Regions from separate parts of the Homo sapiens genome. Here region 1 is linked to region 2. A link is a loop called in an ENCODE intact Hi-C map of the cell type or tissue named here. Cell type or tissue: heart left ventricle. All regions are shown on one strand. Each heading gives the region's core, and the rest is flanking DNA. Links, peaks and the distances in the headings are about the cores only.

The links. Hi-C counts contacts between places; a loop is a spot of excess contacts. Peaks named below come from ENCODE experiments on the same cell type or tissue, not always from the same donor. Only the 100,000 strongest peaks of a DNase experiment are listed, where the experiment ranks them.
Region 1: a loop joins it to region 2, with 2.3 times the contacts of the local background. A loop is called at or near these places in 9 of 110 quality-filtered maps.

The regions. Positions count from the first base shown.
Region 1 is chr9:94,948,391-94,957,487 of GRCh38, reverse strand. It overlaps AOPEP (aminopeptidase O (putative)), which reads right to left. Exons shown (of 17, transcript NM_001193329.3): 8 at 2,209-2,311; 9 at 1,473-1,580. Among named protein-coding and RNA genes, the nearest start is that of AOPEP-AS1, 7.4 kb to the right of the region's middle. RefSeq lists silencers at 4,746-4,975, 6,876-7,054. In heart left ventricle, for the core only: no CTCF peak of the experiment used is centred there; no DNase peak of the experiment used is centred there; H3K27ac peaks cover 2,500 bases.
Region 2 is chr9:94,875,592-94,884,688 of GRCh38, reverse strand. The region is part of intron 5 of AOPEP (aminopeptidase O (putative)); the gene reads right to left. Among named protein-coding and RNA genes, the nearest start is that of AOPEP-AS1, 65 kb to the left of the region's middle. In heart left ventricle, for the core only: no CTCF peak of the experiment used is centred there; no DNase peak of the experiment used is centred there; H3K27ac peaks cover 1,601 bases.

The DNA of each region.
Region 1 (9,097 bases), core at 3,625-6,124, 70 kb before region 2:
ACCTGTAATCCCAGGACTTTAGGAGGCCAAGGTGGGCAGATCACCTGAAGTCAGAAGTTCAAGACCAGCCTGGCCAACATGGTGAAACCCCATCTCTACTAAAAATACAAAAATTAGCAGGGTGTCGTGGCAAGCGCCTGTAATCCCAGCTACTCGGGAGGCTGAGGCGGGAGAATCACTTGAATCTGGGAGGTGGAGGTTGCAGTGAGCCGCGATCGCACCACTGCACTCCAGCCTAGGCGACAGAGGAGAATCTGTCTCCAACAACAAAAAAACAACAAAAAAGAGAGAAGCAAACGAAGAACTGAACAGTTTGGTTAAGAGAGCAGTAAGAGTTCCATGGGAAGTGAAAATCAAAACCTCCGAAGTCATGGTAAATACAATGCACTTATTTAACACTGCAGTCTCTTGGTGAGAAGTGGCTTCAAGCAGTAGGAATTTGTACTAATCAGTCAACCAAGCATGTAAGACTTCTGAACCAGTTTTCGAATTGCTTTTCCAAATATATGCTTAGGGAGGATTTTCCCCACACCCAGTACAAAAATAAAAAGAACATAGAGGAACAGCCATCCGGTCTTGTTACGCTCATGTGATTCTTCCATCTGTGTTCAAATTATACGTGCACATCCTTTACATCTAACACTGGAGATAATGAGACTCACAGCTGTATATGAGCACAATTATCAAATATGAAAAAGGTCCATTAGTCCAATCTATGCTAAGGATGCATCACCTATTTTCTATTAGTTATGAGTGTCATTTTTCAGAGCCTGCCACTCCTTGTTAACTTCCTTGCTATGTGCTGCTTGGCCCCATGCCCATACGAGCTGACAGGGTCTCTCTCTGATAGTTTTGTGGCCAGGCTGTCTGCATATTTCAGTGTATCTGGTTATTAATCTATTGATCAAATATTTATGGAGTACCTACTGTGTGCCAATCATGTGCTAAGTACTGGTGAAATAGAATGGTCTGGCCTTGTTGGGCATATACGTAGAGTGGAGGACAGCGAAAAGAAACAAATAGCCCCATGATGAAAACATAATTACAGACAATGGCAATGACAATGAAGGCAATGGAAAGGGCAAAGGGGTGGGACACGTGAGCCTGGATGCAGATCTGTTTAGCCGGGTGACTTGGAGCCTGTGGCGTTCAAACTGAAAACTAGAAGGTAAGAAGGAGGCAGTCTTCCAAAGATAAGTCCAGGTAAAGAGAACGGCAGGATTGTTTTATTTTTGTCTTTAACTATCACTGTGTACGAGACAGCTTTGGGTTATAGTTTATTTCAAAACTACAGAGAGATCACCTTCCCTGAAGCAACCCTTTCTTTGTGTCCATTTCATTAACTTCCTATTTTTCCCACTGCATTAAATGGGAAACCTTTTCCCTACTCTTTAATACTGGCATAATCTAATCTTCATGTGCCATACCCCCTCCAGTCATACATCATGGACTCATGAGGACCCATAAGTTACCTGGGAAAGAATCAGCTGTCCATGAAATGTGTGCACAAATTTTCTTAAAAATGAAAAATAGGTTTCATCTCCAAGTCTTTTGGCAAGAAACCGAAGAAGGAAGTAGCCCTAGAAGAAAGAAAAAAGAGAGAGAAAAAGAGGCCTACCATGAGTTCATAAAAAAATGGTTATATAGTCAGCCCTACCTAACCCATAGTGCACTTGTGCATCTAGAATGTGCCGTCCTACCTGTCCCTGGCTGCCCTTTCCATTTTCACCAGGAAGGCGTGGCCTGGAAATTAATTAGTTCTCAACTCCTTTGTTAATGTTGTCATCATTTTTGTTTGGACTTGGTTCACATGAAGGCTGGTTGTCCATCGCAGATGAAAAGAGAAGAGAGACCCAGTTCTTCTCTACTCCCCCTACCAGGAAAGGCCTTCACGACAGAAAACACTTCCTTCTCACCCATGTCTTTCAGTTGGAACCTGACAGCAAAGTGAGAGTTCTGCTCCTCAGGCAGGGAGAACAGAGGTACAGGGCAGGGAATATTTCAGCCTTTGTTCATTCAGTCTTTCCTAACTTGGTCTCCTTTTTTGGGCATGAAGTGCTTTAATTACTGAACGCTCAGATATCTGGCCAGTCAGATATCATTACAGTATTTTCACCTCAGTCTTGTTACTAATCATCATTGTTTAATTGTGTGGCCTAAAAAGTGCTGCACCACAATCACTGGCTTCTGCAACTGACATGTGCTTACCTTTAAATAATGCACCTGCATGAAGATCTTCTCCGGATTAAGTCCATGCTTGATAACAGATGCTCCCGAGTCACTTGTGTGGCCAGTTTTGTCTTTACTGGGTCTAAAACGATTTAGTAACAATTTATTTAAGTATAGCACATTCTTAAGTAATTAGGTCATAATAGCATCTTATTTGTTATTTTCAGAGTTGCTCAATATCATCCTGATTCTATTCAACAGTACCAGGTATAATTTAGAACAGTTTGTATTACATACTCGTCTACGGGATTTATATTTGGGTTGGGAACCTGAAGTTGGCTATTGGCAAATATTTTACATCAATTTATCCAAAATTAAAGTCTGCCAGACCCTCAAGGGTTCTAAGCTCTACTATAAATTATCTAAGAACGTATACCCTTTTTTGATGACAGACTGGGAAATGCAATGGAAAATGAAGCTTTACTTGGAAAAGTAAAGAACTTATATCTCTTTCAAAAAATTTTGAAAGCCTCAATGTTATCCACTTCTCTGGATTTGCACTTAGTAATTAAGGCTCCTTTAATAAATATTTGTACTTTCCACCCATATTAGAATTACAAAAAAAGGTCATAGAAGCTCATGTTTTTAGAACAGGTGGGAACATCAAGAATCACATACTTCAACTTCCTCATTTCACACAAGGTAAACTGAGGCACACAGACATTAGTTCTACAGTAAGTTTGTCCAACCCACAGCCCATCCATGGGCCACATGTGGCCCAAGATGACTTTGAATGCAGCCCAACACAAATTCATAAACTTCTTAAAACATTACGAGATTTTTTTGCGATTTTTTCCTTAGCTTATCAGCTGTCGTTAGTGTTAGCTTATTTTACACATGGCCCAAGACAATTCTTCTTCTTCCAATGTGGCCCAGGGAAGCCAAAAGATTGGACTGGATAGTCACGGTCCACTCAAAGTCTTTTTTTTCCTTCGAGTCAGGGTTTCACTCCCATCACCCAGGCTGGAGCGCAGTGGTGCGATCTTGGCTCACTGCAACCTCTGCCTCCTGAGCTCAAATGATCCTTCTGCTTCAGCCTCCCAAGTAGCTGGGATTACAGAAGCCTGCCACCGTACCCAGCTAATTTTTGTTTTTTTCTGTAGAGATGGGGTTTCGCCATGTTGGCCAGGCTGGTCTCGAACTCCTGAGCTCAAGCCATCCGTCCACCTCAGCCTCCCAAAGCGTTGGGATTACAGGTGTGAGCCACCACGCCCAGCTTTATGCCTTGTTTTGATTTGTAGTGACATTAGGACTGAAACCAGCGACTCCTTATTCTCCATGAAGATCTTTTCCACTGTGCTATTTGGCTTTAAAATTTTAAATATTTTAAATAAAATGTAACAGATCCTTTGGGCCATCTAGTAAAGATTTGTGCAGTGTTACAGTATAGCTTCAACAGCTGAATCAAAATAAGTGAGGAGGTATTTACAGCTTTCGGCTGTTCTAAAACCGGCCACTCACTGGATCAACACTGAGGAGTGTTGAGGTGAAGGAAGGCAAGGAACCACGAGAGGGTTGGTGCATCAGAAAAGCAAGGGGTTATTTTAAAAGGTAGTGTGGTGGTGCAGAAGGTATGCAGCCTTTGGAATATGAGACCTAGTTTAGACTAGCAGCCTTACTTCTTACTACCTGTTACTTACTAACCTTCATTTACTCACTTGTAAAATGGGAATAATCCTACCCACCTTCCCTGATCCTGCAGAGAATAACTGAAATAATACATTGCAAAGCCCCTAGCAAGGGCCAGGGATACAGAAATTACCTAATAAACTTAATAAAATATTCCATTTTAGCAAACAGGATCCCTGATTAAGTCTTAGCTGAATACTCTGGGACATTATCCCAGCAGACACAAGGCACAGAATCAGCAGATACCTAAAGGAAAGATGATGATGAAAACCATCAGAGCTAACTGCATACTTTTCATTTTTCTACTCGATCCCTGACTTACCTACATGCCCACACTTGTAAGAATAACTAATCCATTTCATCTTCATTTAAGACTCCCCTGAAAAGAATCAGCTTTTTTCACTGCTCTCAGGTTTGTCCTGCCATGCAATGTTTTTGTAAGAAAGCCACACTAGCTTTGATAAGGAAAGCCCATCACCCACTGTCTGGGGGAAGGGAGACTTCTCAAGAGTCAGTCTGAACTCAAACTAGGTTGCCCAGCCCTAAGACAGGCAGAGTTGCCGTGCGTCTTTTTTGCCCTTGAGCCCTGAATTGAGACTGCTCGAAGGGGAGGAACACAGAAGAATGATGTAAATCTCTGCTCAGAAGGCTGGCTTCCAGGTTCCAGTTCCCAATGACGCCTTCAGTTGCTGTTTTTTCCTTTGCCTAAAAATGTCCTTCCCGAAAGCATCCCTCTCTAACTCTCTTCTTCCATCCTCTCCAAATGAAGAAGTGCTCAAGAAAATTCTTCCTGCTGACAGCATTCAAAGCCAATATACAAGTCCCCAAGAGATTCCTTTGATAGCAGCTTGCTGCTGGAGAGGGCAGTGCACAGGCAAGCTTTGCAAGAAATCAGAGGGGGTGGTTTCTAGGAGGAAATGACACTCTATGAATGGAAACAGGAAACTTCCATCTCTGTGCTACTCTGGTTCTCACAATGCTACTAATACCAGGTCTGCGTAGAGAGACAAAGTACCGGAGAAAGCAGATGAACTACAACCACACACAGTAACACAGATGACTCTCACAGGTCAGCCAAAGAAGTCAGGTCCACGAAGTGCACACACACATGTACAAGTCCATGTCAATGAAATCCAAGAACAGGCAAAACTGACCTATGGGGATAGAGATCAGAATAATGGTCACCTTGGGAGGGAGTGTTGACAGACAGCAGAGAAACAGGAAGGTTTCTGAGATGCTGGGACTGTTCTATAGATTGATCTGAATGTACTTTCATGGGGATAAATCATAAAAATCCTTTGAGCCATCTAGCAAAGACTTGTGCACTTTAATGTATCTATGTTATGTTTCATTTAAAAACTTAAGCGATGCACGTACATGAAACAGCATACACTTGCGAGCAGGAAAGGCCATCAGTCTAGAAAAGGGGCTTTGCCACTCATGTGCCACTGGCACACGACTAGGATGAACTAAGCCCTATGCACCTGAGGACCAATGCAAAATTTTTTTTAAAATGACAGTGTGAGAGGCAGGAAGGGCTGTGGCAAATCCAACTGGTCGGTCTACTCCCATTCTCATTTGCCTTCTTCCTTGCCACTTGTATGACTGAATCTGAAAAGCTAATGCTCATTTTCTAAGTGTCTCTTGCAGCTGTGGCACTTAGTCCAGGCCAAAATGAAAAAAGCAGATGTCTGCTGTGATTCCATGCTGGGTGGGGTTCTGGGAAAGCTTTTGCTTTCCTTATAAAGGGGGAAAATGTGACTGCTACCGCACCTCTTCCCCACAAGCCTGGTGGATGGAGCAGTGATGGCCATCTTGCAACCATGAGGCAGCAAACCAGGATTCTGTGGAGAGCAGAATGGACTGAAGGAAGGCAAACAGCCTTTACTATCATCATGCTGCTCCTGGCCAGCCTGGGGATGCCTGCCTTCTGACTTTGTATTGTGTGTGAAAGATAACTACCATTTGTTTAAGTCAACCATTGCTTTATTGCTGCAATAATTGTAGCCAGATTCGTTTCTAACTGGACTAGTACTAACAGCTAACGTTTCCTGGTTATCCTCTGTGCCAGGTACTCAGCCAAGCTCTTCTTATTATGCATCACACCCTCTTCCCTCATAAGATCCTGATGAGGCCACATCCTGTTTATGCCCATTTAAAAGTTAAAGAAAGTGAGTCCTAGAGAAGACCACAAAACTGGTTAGTGGCAGAGTCGAGGTTAAGAACCCAGGTCCACAGAACACCAAAGTCCTTGCTACACTCTGGGGCCCCCCCAAGATCCAGGTCCCCATCTTGGCTGTGCCAAGTACTAAGTGGAGAACCTTAGAGGAATTGCTTACCCTCCCTGAAGCTCAGCTTCCTCACCTGTAAAGTCTGCAGTGAGGCTCAGGTCATGTGGAAGCATTCCATAAAAGCAAAAGTGTTCAGTATCTCTTAGACATTACACTCTGGTGTTTATTTCTTTGGCTGGAATACATGGAATGTGAGAGATCAAGTTACCAAGGTCATCTGAGCTCAAATGCCCTTGGTTTCTGTTGTACTTGGCACCAAATGCAACAACTGAGATTGACGTGCCCTTTCCCTTCCCCACGCCTTCCTTTTCCACCACAACCACAGAGGCAATGTGGATATTTAAAGAGTGGGCAGGTGGCAGTGATATTTGATACATAATGATTTGATTTCGAATCGGGCCTCCTGAAGAAAGGTCCAATCCTGCAGGATAACCCCAAGGGTGGGATTTGAGAAAATGCCTCTGAACTGTCCTCTGGCATGTCAGCTGGGTCTGAATACCCACCTGCTGCTCTGCCCCCACCCAGGCGGGCCCTCCAGCAGCACTCTTCCTCTCACACTCCCAGCAGTCAGCATGAGAGCCACAAGAGATTCTTCAACTATAAACCTGCTGCTGCCACGCCTGAGCCAGGGACTAAGCATCCCAGAAATGAGACAGAAGGGAATTAATGATCATTTCAACATCTCAGTGTTTCTGTTAGTCGCAGCTGCCCCACCAGGTTTGACAGCTTTGAGAGCAGGACCTCACTCACCCTGCAACAATGGAGGAAGTGAAATCTGACCCTTGTGTAGAGACTGGCCAACAGTGCCCATCTGAGCCCCAGATGCACAGGTGAGACCTGCAGGGGAAGGAGCATGACCACTGGGTGAGGGCTTGGACCCAAGTCTCTCCACTGCCATGTGATCTTGAACATAAGCCCCATGCAGTCCGGCTCCCTCATCTGTGAAAAGGTGACAGTAAGAGTCACTGGGGCAGCTCCCAGAGCTGAGTGGCACCAGAGCACTCAGCCAGAGCTCCTCCTGGCATTCAGTAGCTCAATGTAAATGTGGCTATTATCTGCGTTCTGTGTTCCGACTATGTTCTGACTGAGCCTCCAGTAGCATCAACTAAACCTTCCTCTGACAGGCAAAGACATTAAGAAGACATGGCACCATAGTTACGCATGTGAGATGCTGTCATGGGGGAAAGCTGGGGGAGGGGACACAGGAACTCACTCTACTACTACAGTAATTTCTTGGGAGTCTAAACCTATTCCAAAATGAAAAGGTTTTAATGACACCACACACAAATGTAGCCTATACTCTCCCTTGGTGAGACTGCTGATTTTGAATGCAAACCCTTTAAGGGCTGGTCTTTAAGCTTGCTCCTTGACTCATCATCATCAGAAAATAAATAAAAGAAACAACAAATTTCAAGAGCCACATAAAGTCCTACTAAGCTAGGTCTGGGCATCTTCCTTACACACTCATCCCCTTGGTCTACACCGCTCCACGAAGACACCTCTGGGTAAAAAATGAAGGCAGAATGATGAAAGCACAGGAATTCTCTATCCACTGTTTGTTTTCGGTGACAATTTTCCTATCTATAAACTGTGAATAATGAACATTTGCCACTGACTAGCATTTGCAGTGCTACCAAAAGGTTGTGAATAAACCTTTAACTAATAAATTTGTATTGTATCAACACCGCTGGTATTTGGCAGGTGTGACTGTCTGTATGCTTTTCAAAATGGATTTAACAGCTACCCAGCAGGAAGGGCTTCCCCACTGGGACCATCAGCCTGCAGCAGACACAGAAAGATATTCCTCTGGTGTTGAAAAAGGCAATTGCTAAGATGATTTAAGACAGAAGGAGGATCCCTCTGAGGAGCCACGGGAAAATAAACAAGGTTTATTCTGTCCTCCTGAGAGTGAAAGGACCCAGTGGTGGGTACCCATAAGAAGTCTCAGCGTCCCGGGTCGGCTGCTAAAGAAGGTGATAAGGAGAAACTCTGTAGTTAGCAGAACTGTGGAAAATGCAAACAAACTCCACACATTTTAATAATCAGGGTGGGAAAATGAAAGATGAAACTCAGAAAAGCAATGAGTATCAACACAAAACCAAAATGTCCTCAGGTCTTGATTGCCCATGTATCAGAAATTCCTCTGAGAAGCAAAACACCACATGGAGAAAAAATAAGAAACCAATCAATGCAATGGTCTGAGTGCTATATTGTCCCATTCAACACAGCAAGCGATGATCTAGACACATTCTCAAAAGAGACAGAGAAAAACGGAGAGCCAAGACACCCATGTGACTGCACAGGCAGTTTCTGCTAAGGGTGGTTTTCAGAGAACACAGACAATAGTTGAACGGGATGCTGGAGAAAGGAAAAACCCACGCTACATAAAGAGAGCTGGGAGGCTGTAAAATGACTGCCAAGAAGGCAAAACTTCAGGATGGGCTAGTGGAGAAGGCCCAGGACAACAAAAAGGGCTTTGGAGGTGAAGTTGGGAGCATAAGGAAGACCAGGTGCCAAGAGGTGGCAGAAAGAACAGAATGACTCAACTCCCATTTTGATTCAACTTTCCTGCCAAGGAGAATGATTTTCAAGCTACTCATGGTAGAATAAGCCCTGCTATGTGGGAACTGCTGCTTGGTACTGGTAGACAGGGCTCCTTCACCCTTTAAAGGAGTTCCCATTCCAAGTCCAGGTGAGGGACAGGCTATAGCTCTGAAAGCTTCCACCTGTGATATGTGATCACAGATCTCTGCGGGGAGGATCAATTCACACAGACAATGAGAAAGAAGCTGAAGGAGGTAGACAGCTATTCCGATTTGCAAAGATAAGAGATGGGGGGCGGGGCAAAATTTGTGATGACGTTATTGAACAGTTTGTGAGCACTTAAAAGAGAAAATGATGAACTACAAGAGTTAGAATGGGATCCTGAGGGCCAATTCCAGAAATTC
Region 2 (9,097 bases), core at 968-3,467:
TCTTAACAACGCTGTGAGATAGGTATGGTAGTAATATCATCCCCACTTTTTGGATGACGAAACTGAAGTTTGGGGAGGTTACGTAACTTCTATCACACAGTTAACTCGTAGCAGGTCTGGGGGTCTGGGGTTGGCACCCTGCGGTCCTGCTCCAGAGCCTGTGCACTGTGCTGTACAGCCTCTTTATATCCCAAGTCTTTCCTGGTGGTAGTGTTTCATGTTTGTGATTATGCCAAGTTAGCCTTAATGTCTATTTGGTCAGAACATCCTTACTGGCTAACAGCATCTCATTTTCAACTTTCCTAGTCTCACTGAGGTACCACAGGCCAATTCCGTACAAACTCATTCCTTAGCTGGTAGAATAGCTATCTTGGGTTTGAATTTCAAAGTCTCACGTAAGCACCCTTAATTGTTTTTTGTTAACAATTGTACCCACTGATATCAAGGAACAATCTGAGACAAAGGAAAAAGTAAACAGGGCTATTAGAAGGAATTTAATGGTTTCTTCTTCTCGCCATCTGTCTCAGAATCAGGAGGGCAAAGGCTTCGGATTGGGGCTTCTTTGTGCTGATGAGGACAGACACCCAGAGGGCAGGTCCAAGCAGCTCTCTGCCTTCCAAGGCAGGTGCGCATGAAGCAGGGATGCCCCTCGTGAAATGTCAAGGTAGAAGCAACCCATGAGGAAACTCTATCTTGGGGTCTAGTCCTGATGGATCAAGGGGTGGCCAGAAGTTTGCTCTGGGTCCCAGTTTTCAGAATATTGACGGGGATGGAGGTCCCACAATACCCACCATTCTGTGTGGTCTCCTGGCTCATCCTCTTCACATGGTCTTCAGTATGTCAGATACAATTTCTCAGATCTCTAGGTCAACCCTCAACTTATGTTTAACATTTTAAACTAACATCCTCTGCCATCAACTGAAACTGTCTCATAAGAATAAACTTATGTTAGATGAGAGAAATATATTTTTCTGATACTTAGAGGTACTTATTCTTAGAACTTTATTACTCTAATACATCATGATCTATACTGTTAAATCCAACTAAAATTTGTTCTGAGAAAGCCTTGGTATTAATACTTGCTTCCTTGAGTTCTTCAGTCTGAATTGTAACTTAACTTAGTGTGTAACAAACTGAAAACCTGAGGAGTTTCTTCTGTAACAAAAGCTGAGCCTCAGCCCATCACTCTAGCCACACTTCAACCATTGACAGGCAGCCAACTGTTCAAACTCCCTTAACATACTGGCAAAGTCAAGCTGGAACCAGTCCAGCTGTTTATGTACCTCATTTTCCTTTTTCTTTTTTTGGTCCATAAATCTTATCTGCTCATGTGGTAGCCCCAAAGTTTCTCTGAATCTGTTTTGATTCTGAAGGCTGTTCGATTTGCAAATCATTTTTTTCCTTGCTCAATTAAACTCTGTTAAATGTGTCTAAAGTTTTTCTTTCATCAGATCTGGAGTAGAAGTGAAGAGTGAAGTACAATTCCAGTGACTCCTTGGAACAGCAGGCAACGAAGCGGGGCACCTGCAGAGCCAATTGTGTGCGCTCTCTTGTTTGTAACTGGAGGTTTGTGGGTGAGTTTTCTCTCAAATCCCAAGCTCCACTGACTTGTGTTCTCAGCTCCCTGAGTTGATGTAAGCAGTATTTATACTGCACTGGGTATAGCATCAGATTGAATTTAGAAGCCCCAGACTTCAGATAAGTAACTTTTTGATAATGTGTTCATATCAATCCAAAGAATCAGAGACTGTAGCTTCTGAGACTCCAGCTAAATTTATCCGTAAAAATTATGGGTCCACAATGTACGTATTTTTGGAAAAACGGGTTAACCTTTCTGGAGACAACTTAGAATTAAGATGACCACAATAGGGAAGTTTGGTTTTTATTTTCTGTTTTTTGTTTTGCTTTGTTTTTTTGAGACGGAGTCTCGCGACGCCCAGGCTGGAATGCAATGGCACAATCTTGGCTCACTGCAACTTCCGCCTTCTGCGTTCAAGAGATTCTCCTGCCTCAGCCTCCCCAGGAGCTGGGATTACAGGCTCCCACCACCACATCCAGCTAATTTTTGTATTTTTAGTAGAGACTGGGTTTCAACATACTAGCCAGGCTGGTCTTGAACTCCTGACCTCAAGTGATCCACCTGCCTTGGCCTCCCAAAGTGCTGGGATTACAGGCGTGAGCCACCCCACCCAGCCAATAGTTAAGTTTTATTTTGGATAAGATTGTTTAGTTGGGAGGCGTATTAGAAAAAAGGGGATTTTAAAAACCCCACAAAACAATGAGATGTGTTCTTTAATTGGTATGCAAGGCATCTAAAAGGCTAAACAAATTAAAAATTGCCTCCTTAAATGATTCTTTGCAAAAAGCAAGCAAACATTTTAAACAACAGACTAAGAACATGACGAAAGAGGACTGTACTCTGAAATAACCCTGTTTCCTCTCTTTACCCATCTCTACCTAAATAATTTGCTCCACTAATCTTCTAGTCAAATTACCCTTTCACCCTTTAAAGATGACGAAAAAAGAGAAGTTGGACAGATGTCTTACAAAGTAAGAGCTTGTGATCAGCCAGGCCTTCCCGCCATAACCACCTTCACTCCATGTTCTAAAGCTGAGCTTAGAGCCATAGTAAAGGACTCCCTAGCCCAAGGGGAAGTCCTCAAAAATTTACTCATAAGAGCTTACAATCCAGGACTCCCTGACCTTTACCAGTTTATTCACATGATACTGGGACCTGTGGAAGCTTGAAAATGAGTGACAGCTGCAGAATGGAGCCAACCTGAGGAGGGTATTAAAGACCCCTCCAAAACCCCCTCACAGGAATGGCTGAAATAAGCTAGAAACATTGCCAAAATCATTTTAGATTCAATTCCTAAGATTTTTCCACACAAAAAAATTGACTGGTCCACCATACAGACAAAAGAAGTTTCGGACGACAGAACTCACTTAGAAACACTGCTTGTGAAGCATTTGGGGCTCAAAATAACAGCAAGGAATATTTCCTGCAGGAACTGCATCAACTACTCTATTTATAAATGGACTCTGTCCCAAACTTAGCAGTTTAATTAAAAAAACATAAACCTGGATGGGAAGTTACAGACATGACTGAATTGGTGGCCTTAGCTGAACATTTTGAGAGGACTCTGGAGCAAGAAAAAACCCAAAAGACTACCAAGCTTATGTCTCACCAATTACAACAGTTACAGGGGCTGAGACCAAAGGAACCTTCTTTTTTATTTTAAATCACAACCAAGAGATAGATCCTAGAACAAGAAATTCTTTTCCCCGAGATGTCTGCCTTCCTTGCAAATAAGCAGGACACTGGAAAAGAGTTGTCTGCTTCTCTGTTAGTCTACCAATAAGCCTCCTCCCATTAGGCCACACTGTTTCACCACTAAAGGAAGCCTAAGACAGATCCTGTGTCTTAAAAAAAAAAAAAAAATAGAAGCAGCAGCAGCCACCAAGTTGCTACAAGTTTCATCTGAGCTGGTTTTAGGGAATGAACTTAATTTGCAAATTCCACATGCTGTGGAAAGTCTATTAAATTCCAACCAAGCTCAGCATTTTTCAGCAAGAAAACTAACATCTTATGATCTTATGAAATTTTCTCCTGCCTCCTTCTGACCTCCATCTAAAATGCTACTCCATCTAAAACCTACTTAACCCTGCTACTCCATTACCTCTGACTGACTGTGGTAAAGATCACAATTGTGTAGGTGTAGTATCCAAACTAGTAGCCCCTTGTGTTGATTTATGAGATGCTCCATTGGATAATCCTGAGTTGATACTTTTTGTTCGTGGGTCCTATGCCAAAGTCTCAGAAGGAAAATATCAGGCAGGGTATGTTGTTACTGCCCAAAATGAGTTAATAGAGAAGGGAACTCTTCCTCAATTTAAGTCCGCTCAGCTGGCAGAGCTTTTTGCTCCCACCCAAGCTTGTCATATAGTTAAGGACACGTCAGTAAATATTTAAAAAGATAGCAGATATGCTTTTAGAGTAGTACACAATTTTGGCACATTATGGAAACAATGGGACCAGGTGCGATGGCTCATGCCTGTAATCCCAACACTTTGGGATGCCAAGGCAGGCAGACTGCTTGAGCCCAGAAGTTCAAAACCAGCCTGGGCAACATGGCAAAACCCCTTCTCTACAAATTATCTTGGCATGGTGACTTGCGCCTGTAGTCCCAGCTACTCTGGGGGCTGAGGTGGGAGGATGGGTTGAGCCTGGGAGGTCGACGCTGCAGTGAGCCATGGTCACGCCATGGCACTCCAGCCTGGGCAACAGAGAGAGACCCTGTCTAAAAAAAAAAAAAGAAAAGAAAAAAAGAAAAAGAAAAAGAAAAAAAAAGACAAATATGCATAATAAAAATTACATTATTAAAAAATAAACAATAGGGGTTTCTCACTTCTATTGGGACTCCAGTTAGATGAACTCCTTTCAGCTATCCTGTTAACACTGTTATCATCACAGATCGTTATGATTAAGATTGAAGATGATACCTGTAAAACTGAATCTGAATATCAAAGGAATGCCCTAGCCGATGTGCATGTTAAATCAGCTAGTGCTGACACTGTGAGAATATGCAATCTGAATGAACTCCATAAGACTGATCCAAATCAACTCCCATACGGTGATCTATTTAATAAACAGTGCAATGCATTTAATTTGGAAAAACAAAGTTGGTATCTAAAAAAATGTAAATTCAATGTTAAGCGTGGATTCACAAAGGGCCTGACAACCACTTGGTCCTTCCTGAGTCTTTAAAGCTTCCGTTGTTAAAAGGCCTGCACTCCACAACTCATCATGGAACACACAAAATGATCCAAATTATAAAAAAAATTGGTGAGGTATATGTTCCAAAACTGCTAAAATGGGTTACAACCAATGTTTGATTTACCAAACTCATAATCCGAGGAAAACAATAAAAACTTCAGATAGTATATTTCCACCATCTGATGGACCATTTGAACATTTACAAATGGACTTTATTCAGTTATCGCCCTTGCTGAGGTATCAGTTTTTGTAATAGTTTGTATGTTTTCTGGTCAAATCGAGTCTTTCTTTGTAGAAAAGCTGGTGCTGTGCCAGCAGCTAAGAAATTATTAGAAAATGTTTTTCCTTTATGGGGTATTCCTGGAGAAATCTCCAGCTATAGATAGGGAAACTCATTTTACTGGGTAAGTTAAAAGCAGTTAAATAAGGTGTTGTGGATGCAGTGATACTACCATTGCCTTTATCACCCTCAGTCTTCTGGAAATGAAACCACACTTGCAAAATTATAACTGAGACAGTGAAAGAGATCTGAGCTAACCAACTCCATCTTGTTTCTAACCTCCAAGCTGTCCTTGTTCATTCCTGCACATATGCTGAACTAACTTTGGGAATTACTTAGTTTATAGTTTAAAACAAAGATGCTAACAACCCTTTCCCAAAACAAACCTCCTTCTTGCCTGGGTACTAGACGGCCTTTTTAGGACTAATAAATTAGCCTGAAGATTAGAAATTGTAGTTTAGGAGTCATACAGCTGGAGGCTACAAGATTCCAACCCTCCCTAAACTGCTCCTAAGATCAGTGCTTGAGATATTTTGCAGACCCTGGATCAGCTGTCACCACCCAGATTGATAAACTGGCTCATCTGATCTTGTGGTCCCCACCCAGGAACTGACTCAGCACAAGAAGACAGCTGAGTTCTTCCACCCACCCAATTACCCTTAAAAACTCTGATCCTCGAATGCTGAGGAAACTGATTTGAGTAATAATAAAACTCCGGTCTCCCACAAAGCCAGCTCTGCGTGAATTACTCTTTCTCTATTGCAATTCCCCTGTCTTGATAAATCAGCTCTGTCTAGGCAGTGGGCAAGGGGAACCCACTGGGCAGTTACAGAAAGGCTGAAAGAACAAATGGTATCTTAAAACTGAAATTGGCAAAGTTAGCTGAGCCAATTGGGTTGTCTTGGCCAAAGGTACTACTGTTGGCATTAAATGGCAATCAGATCCACTCCCACTGGAAAACATAAGTTGGCCCCTTATGAAATAGTCACTGGAAACGTATGCCCCTAATAGTAGAACCTAATGGATGTTCCACTCTCCTAAACTCTGATATGACTAAATAACGCAAGGTTTTAATGCATTATGCCAAAGTGTATTTTTACCAGGTACAGGAAGCTTTTTGTGATCCACTGACTAAGTACAATCAAATCCTTCATGGTCTAGAGCCTGGAAATTGGGTCTTCGGGAAATAACATCAGAGGAAGACTGCCCTTGAACCCTGTTGGAAAGGACCACACCAAGTTCTTCTCACACCCACACCTGTAACCTTGGGTCCACATCTCACAACACAAAAGGGCCCCTTCAGACTCTTAGAACACCTGTTGGAGACTTTAAGGTAAAGCTGACCAGGAATACTTCTCCCCGAAAGTGGACAGCATCCTAGATGCGGACAGCTTTCCCAAGATCACAGATCAAGACTTTTCTGCCATTATGAAAGCCTTGTGCTTTTTGCTTTTTTCCTCTAATCTTTTATCCCAATACTTTCCTTTTTCCTACAGGAAAATCCATGGGACCATAATCACTAGATGGCATTAGCTCTACCTTATGTTCTAGCACAAAACCAGAGTAACTGTTGGGTTTGTGGGCAAATGCCAAAAAATCAGAAAACAATTCCATTGATGCCTCTCCATGTTCCCAATGGCAGTGATTCAAACTCCAAAGGAGGAGGGAGTGGAAACCTATCCTTGATATTCTAAAAATGACTGCTTCATTTGCTTTCCTGCACTCGCTAGAAACAGCACTTTAACTTTTCCAATGAATAACCTGGTTGTTACCAAACATAGAAAACCTATCCAAGTGATGCCTGCAAAAGGTATATTGTGCTTCTAGACATCACGCACTTGAGACCTGGGAATTAGCTATATGGATACAAGTAATTGCTTGTATAATGTTACCAGATTAAATCCAGTAGGAGGTTGGGAACAGTGGCTCATGCCTGTAATTCTAGCACTTTAGGAGGCCAAGGTGGGCAGATCACTTGAGGTCAGGAGTTCCAGACCAGCCTGGCCAACATGGTGAAACCCTGTCTCTACTAAAAATACAAAAGTTAGCCAGGTATGGTGCTGGGCGCCTGTAGTCCCAGTTACTCCAGAGCCTGGGGCAGAGAATCGCTTGAGCCCAGAGGCAGAGGTTGCAGTAAGCCGAGATCGCACCACTGCACTCCAGCCTGGGCGACACAGCAAAACTGTCTCAAAAAAAAAAAAAAAGAAAAGAAAAAAAAATCCAGTAGGGTCATTTTTTTACTAAATGTGGCTATACACCCTTACCGCATGCTATAAACGAACCCAAAAAAGTACATTACCCACTGAACTTTGTTCAGGAGCTATGCAGATTTACAGACAAATAAATTTAACTGACCCTTGCACAAATGCAACTAGGTAACCCTCTTTTCCAATCCCCATGGGCTTCTATTGGGTCTGAGGAAAATCTGCTTCCTGTCTGGTTTGGATGTTGCTATTTAGCCTGGCTCACTCCGGCCATTCAAATAGCTTCCCCTACAAATTCCCATAACAGCTCCTAGGATCAGAGGCCAAAATAATCAATAACTGAAATTACCCCCAACCTTAAAATAGATAAACTATTTTCAACTAAGAAGAAACTCCGGTGGGGCTCCTGGGGGCTCACTTTTGGCAGTAGTGGGGTATCAGTTGTATAGAATTTAAAGATAATCTGTAAATTGGGAAAAATCTTGGATTTTGTAGACAGTCAGACCTCCCAGGGGTTCAGATGGGTAGATGTCCCTCTCTGAAAGGTGGATAACAATATATGCATTCAACCAAAACACTTAATGGAACATCATGCAACTTTAGGGCTCCTTTTTGCTCTAGTTGGGGGCTTATATTTGGTACTGAGGAAAACTGAGTATCTCTCCCCTGATTTTGTTACTACAGAAGGCTTAATTTAAAAGGTAGCCTTAGATACTGCCACCAAACATACTAAGGAAATTAATCTCCTAAAAGAAGGGAACACGGCTAGGTGCAGTGGTTCACGCCTGTAATCCCAGCACTTTGGGAGGCCAAGGCAGGCAGATCACGAGGTCAGGAGATCGAGACCAACCTGGCTAACACGGTGAAACCTCGTCTCTACTAAAAATACAAAAAATTAGCCAGGTGTGGTGGCGGGTGCCTGTAGTCCCAGCTACTCGGGAGGCTGAGGCAGAAGAATGGTGTGAACCCAGGAGGTGGAGCTTGCAGTGAGCCAAGATCGCGCCATTGCACTCCAGCCTGGGGGATAAAGCGAGACTCCATCTCCAAAAAAAAAAAAAAGAAAAGAAAAGAAAAAGCAACTGATGTGTTTATGAGAGCAACTAACAGTTGGTCTGCAGGCATCCTCAATGGTGGATGGCAAGCTTGGGTTTTCCAAGGTTTTGTCATCTTTAAATATATTCTAGGTATGTCTCCGGGTTATTATGACTTGTGTTACCAGGCTAACAATGAAAATGAATACCTCTTTCAATCAGGCCATTATACAAGCAACTGTGGTCCTTAATCACCATCAGACCCTGAACAAGGACTATGACCAATTAGACTCAAATACTGTTGAACTGCCTATATTGCCTCAATTGTGACTTGTTTCATTTGGTTTGGTTTGTTTCATAAGAATGCTTGTGAACTCCTTGCTCTTTTGATATCATCCTCTTGGAAGTCATCATAATAGTAACTCTGGTGCCTTGTGTCTTCTCACGTCTTAAATGTTTTGTATGCAGCTATCTATTGAGTGTTGAATGGTCTCACTTCAACTAGGTAAGTAAGAAAGAATTATTCAGCTAGTTTCACATTGTCATCTGTGAATTCCATACTCAGAACAAAGGAGTCATTTACAACTGTAATGAGAGTGGTGCCCATGCTCAGAATTTAGGTTAATCTCTCAAAACTGAGAGGCCGACCAAACAGGTGGAATTCTGAAATCAAACTAAAATTTAGCCTGAGAAAGCATACGTACTCACCTACTTCAGTTCTTAGAAATGAACTACAATCTTAGTACATAACAAACTGAAAACGTAACTGAGGAGTGTGCTTCTATAACAATGGCTCAGCCAACCA